Regions from separate parts of the Homo sapiens genome. Here region 1 is linked to region 2. A link is an interaction called in ENCODE POLR2A ChIA-PET data of the cell type or tissue named here. Cell type or tissue: PC-9. All regions are shown on one strand.

The links. ChIA-PET counts read pairs that join two places held together with the same protein. Peaks named below come from ENCODE experiments on the same cell type or tissue, not always from the same donor. Only the 100,000 strongest peaks of a DNase experiment are listed, where the experiment ranks them.
Region 1: POLR2A ChIA-PET joins it to region 2 with 6 read pairs; 1 of 35 experiments calls an interaction of 5 or more read pairs at or near these places.

What each region holds. Positions count from the first base shown.
Region 1 is chr1:148,150,996-148,153,495 of GRCh38, forward strand. It overlaps NBPF11 (NBPF member 11), which reads right to left and starts at 1,286. Exons shown (of 24, transcript NM_001385469.3): 1 at 755-1,286. RefSeq lists enhancers at 877-1,076, 1,097-1,206. In PC-9, no CTCF peak of the experiment used is centred here; a DNase peak (open chromatin) is centred at 1,286; H3K4me3 peaks cover 1,719 bases; H3K27ac peaks cover 805 bases.
Region 2 is chr1:147,713,816-147,716,315 of GRCh38, forward strand. All of the region lies in intron 2 of LOC105371230 (a long non-coding RNA gene), which reads right to left. The region is part of intron 1 of LOC102723321 (a long non-coding RNA gene); the gene reads left to right. Among named protein-coding and RNA genes, the nearest start is that of ACP6, 45 kb to the left of the region's middle. In PC-9, no CTCF peak of the experiment used is centred here; no DNase peak of the experiment used is centred here; H3K27ac peaks cover 1,297 bases.

The DNA.
Region 1 (2,500 bases), 440 kb after region 2:
CTTTTCGAAAGCAGCTCCACCAGCAAAAGGTAGGAGGAAAGCGAGGAAACCATTCCTCGCTTGGTTAACTCTTGGGTGAAAGGACGCCAAATGAGATGATCTAAGAAGCCTCAAAGAAAGACAGACAGGCACAGAAAAATCACAGCAACTCTTTGGACTGCAAACACCAACACCACAGTCCAACCTACCAGAAATCCTGTGGTTAATTGGAGGCTTGCCCCGCTAGTCATGAGATGATTCAGTGATCGCTACAAACGCTCCTCACATGCATCCTGGACCTGGCACACCTGGCTTGCCCATCACCAGCCTGGAGACACCGCCAGGAGCAGAATCCCGGAGGCCAATAAAGACCCCAACTTTGCAAGTCAGGGGCGCGAGCGCTCTTGCCCCTCAAGTTCCCAGAAAGAACGGCCTCGAGGGTGGGGTGCGAAGTCAGTGTGCTCCACAGGACTTCCGAAGACGTGCCCCCGAAGCTGCTCCGTCCCTCCACCCCCTGGGATGCCACAGAACACCTGCCAGGGAGTTTCTTCCCCAGCGCCCACGAGAGGAGGGCTGCGGGCTGCAGCGGCAGGCGAGGAATCAAGCGCAGGGAACTTAGGCCCCGGCGGAGCCCTGCGGAGCCCGGCAGTGCCCGGCGCAACCGCCCCGCTCGCCTAACAAAACTTGCGGCGGCCCAGCCCGCCGCGCCTCAGCCCAGCTGTGAGCCCGCAGGTCCCAGACTCACCTCCCGCCCGGCCTGGCGCGGCGCCCTCACCTCCGGAACGCTGGGTGGACTTCGCAGTAAACTTGAACTTCCCATCCAGGCTGCAGCCGTGCCGCCGTACCTCGGCCCCGCTCCTGGCGCCGCAGGTCGCCCGTCCCGCGTTCCCAAAATCACCAGGCTCACTCAGAAGCTCAGGCAGCCTCGCGACCCTCACCTACCCCTCCCAGCACCGCCGCTATCTCCACCGCCGCCCAGCAACTTGCTTGCGGCCCGCTGGCTCCTCAGGGTCCGGATGGGCCGTGTCAGGAGAGCCCAAGGCACAGGCGCAGCTGGGCCTTAAAGGGACCCGGCTGCCTCTACCGCACAGCGGGTTCGGGCCGCGGGCCGAGAAAAGGAGTAATGGAGGACAGAGCGCAGCGGGGACGGGAAAATCCCTCTCTCCCCTCCGCCTCTCTTTCAAAGCACCAGCCCTTGACCCTGCAATTCGCTGATTTCCCCGGCCACTTGAACCGCCCCTGCCAGGTTAAAGAGGCGGGAGACACACCCCCTCGGAAGCCCGGAGCTACCCCGCGTTTAGGACTGCAGGCTTCGCGCTGCCGCACCGCCCCATAGTCTGACTTCCGGGCTCGGCCCGCGGCGCAGACGCACAGGAGTCGGAAGGCAGCCCCCAGCTCCCGCGAGAGGTGGCCTTAGGTCACTCGCAAAAACAATAACCAACGTGTCAATGGCACTTGTATTTATTTTCTAATTTAAATTTATAACAGATTTCGCAGATGGGCTTCCACTGAAATAAGCCTTTGAGAAAAAGAAAAACTTTTTTTTTAACAAGATTAGGAAATACCAAGAAATATGAAGTAAAGCCATGCCATCTACCCAGCTAAAAACTTTGAAAACTTGAAATTTTATCTAAGGCAAATGTTTGCATAATTTTAAGTCGTGCCATTATTTAAAGTCAATTTCAATTAACAATTGCATTGCAACTAAATACATCTTCTATAAGAAAACTAAGATACATCCCTGATAATCTACCTTTCCCCTCCTATATTCCGTCCATCAGCAAATCCTACTGGTTTTTACCTTCCAAATTTTCCTTGAATCTGTCCTCTTCTACCTCCTCCATCACCACCCTAGTCTAGGCTACCTTCACCTGGGGAGTGGGGGTGGAGGGACTACTGACCTAGTCTCCTTGTGGTTTACCCATATCCCCTTTATCGCCTCTCTAATCTCAACACAACAGGCAGAGTGGCTTTTTCAAAATGTAATGTGACCCTGTCACTTCCCAGCCCAAACCACTTAAACACCTTCCCGTTCTCTTAGACAAAACCTCCTAACTAACCAAGCCCTGAATGGCCAGGCGCTTTGCCCACCTCTCCATGTCTTCTTACAGGTCAGACCAATTCCATCCTGCTCTCTCTGCTTCAGCCAAACTGGCCTCTTTTATTCCCTATTTACTCAGCTTCCTGGACTCCACAGAGCTTTTGCTCATGCTTTGCTCTGTGCCTGAAGATTCTTCCAACCCTCATCCTTCTGACGACAGCTGTAGTCTCCACCTCTGAGAGGCAACTTCTGACCTCCCTACGGTGGTCCCTTACTCCCATCACATTGCATAAAACTGTAATCAAGTGGTTATGTTGGGGAATCTACCATCAGCTCCGTAAGTCCAGGATTTGGTTTTGTTTGGCTCATGGTTGTATTTCCACATTTGTGAAATACATATTTGTTCCTAAATGAGAACGATAGATGCTAGAAGTTGAAGTAAATTTGGCATAAAGTCAGAGAAAGGTAAAATGTCACAAT
Region 2 (2,500 bases):
TTATGAAGATGGCTGAATTAATTAAGAATAATTGAGCCCATATTCTGGAGTTAGAATTTTATATCTTTACCATATGGCTAAGTCACACATAAATGCATACACAAATTATAAAGGATATAAAGTAGACATGCTAAAGAACTGATAAAAATCCTTAGGTCTGGCAAGAGAATTACCAGTGTTCTGGTCAAATTCATAATTCTCTTATTCTAGTTCTATAGATTCCCTCCTGTGTGCCATGCCATTTTTTCTAAACAACAGGCTATGCTGAGGTACGTTTTTCCTCTCCTGGGACTTTTATTTTCTGTCTTTCTTATGTACTGGCTAGAGGTTCATTTTATGCACAGTTTCTATCAGTATATTGCCAGGAAAATCTTTGACTTCCTCCAATAAGCAAAGATAAATAATCAGACAAGAACTGCCATAGCCTCCTACCGCTACATCTACTCTCCTACAATATCTGTCCCATATACTCTTGCCTTTCTGCTTCTAACACAGATGAACCCTCTGTCTCCTCTTTAAGTCTGACTCTTCTGCCTCTGTCTTCAATCCCATCCCCTTTCACCTACTCAAGGATATTGCTTAGCAATTTTCCTTATCTTTGTCTCTTTATCATCTATCATCACTGCATCGTTCTCATTAGCTTGCCCACATGCTATTATTTCTCCCATCTGAAAAATAAATCTTTTCTTGACCCCACTTTCTTCTGTAGCTGCATCTGATTTCTCTTTTCTTTACAGCAAAACTCCTTGAAAGAGTGGCTGCCTTCAATTCCTTTTTTCCATTATGTTGTAAACCCACTCCAAGCAGGCGTTCATCTCCTTCATTTCACTGAAACTACTTTTGTCAAGGTCAACAGTGACTTCTATGGAGCTCAATCCAATAGCCATTTCTCATGATCGGCCACTGTCCTTCCCCTCTTGACCTTTTCAGACTCATCTCTGACTTTTCTCCCTCCTTTCTTCACTCCAGCACACTGTCCTTACTGTTCCTCAAATCTGGGCAGGCTGTCTCCTCAGGGCTTTGCACTGGCTTTTTCCTTTGCCTGGGATGCTTTCCCCCGGATATGGGCATGCCTAGCTCCCAGACCGCTATTAAATCTCTGCTCATGTCACCTTTTAAGTGAGGACCACTCTGATCATCCAATTTAAAATTTCACCCCCCACCTCACCTCGTTGTCACTCCTGGTCCCTTTTGTATTCATTAACTATTGCTGTATAACATATTACCCTCAAACTTAATAGCTTAAATAACAACAGACATTTATTATCTTGCACAGTTTCTGTGGGTTAGGAATTAGGGAGTGCTTTAGCTGAATGGTTCTGGCTCAGGATCTCCTATCAGGTTATAGTCACATGTCAGCCAGGATAGAGGATTGGCTTCCAAGATGGCTTATTCACATGGCTGTTGGCAGAAGGCCTCAGTTCTCCCCACACAGACCTCTCCCAAGAATGCTTGAGTGTGCCTCATGACATGGCAGCTGGCTTTCCCCAGAACAAACAATCTAAGACAGCTAGGCAGAAGCTGCAATATCTTTTATAATCTAGCCTTGGAAGTCATACACCATTACTTCTGCCAGATCCTATTGTTCTCACAGGCCAGCTCCATTAAATGTGGGAAGAAATACAAGGTGTGTTTCCAGGAGGTGAGGAACTGGGGGCCATCTTGGAGGTTGGCTACTACATCTTTGCTTGATTTTCTCCGTAGTACTTATCACCTTCTAATACATTATACAAGTTACTTATTTAAGATTGTAAACCAAAAATATCTGAGACAGGTCTCAATAAATTTAGAAAGTTTTCTTTGCCATGGTTAAGGATGTGTGCCTGGGAGGCAGCTCTGTGCCTTTCTCTGAAGATGACCTTGAGGGCTTCCATATTTAAAGGGGAAAGGGCAGCTATTGGGGAAAGAGGAAGAAAATTCTTAAAGGTGTGGATAAATAAGAGACAAACAGTTGTGTACTTTTGATTTTTGAGCAGCCTTTCACCGAATACAAAATTTACACATGATGAGGGTGGGGGTAGAAAAAGAGTCTAGCTCAGTAAATCTGCATTTTTACATCAGAGGAAGCAATCAGATATGCATTTGTCTCAGGTGAGCAGAGCGATGACTTAGAGTTCTGTCCTTCGTCCTACCTGTGAGGATAAGCTATCAATTTACATTGTCAGGGTAAAACTCAACAGAACCCTTTTAGGGTAAAGATCTTGAGGCTCACAAGGAATTTCGTAGTGGTCAAATCATGAAGGAGGTATGTGGCTTTTTTATCTTTGTAACTATCTTATTTAGGAATAAAATGGGAGGCAGGTTTGCCTGATGCAGTTCCCAGCTTGACTTTTCCCTTTGGCTTAGTGATCTTGGGATCCTGAGATTTATTTTTCCTTCACAAGATGTTTATTTTTAGTCTCCTTGTTCCTGGAAAGGGGTCCCAATCCAGACCCCAAGAGAGGGTTCTTGGATCTCACTCAAGAAAGAATTCGAGGCAAATCCATAGAGTAAGATGAAA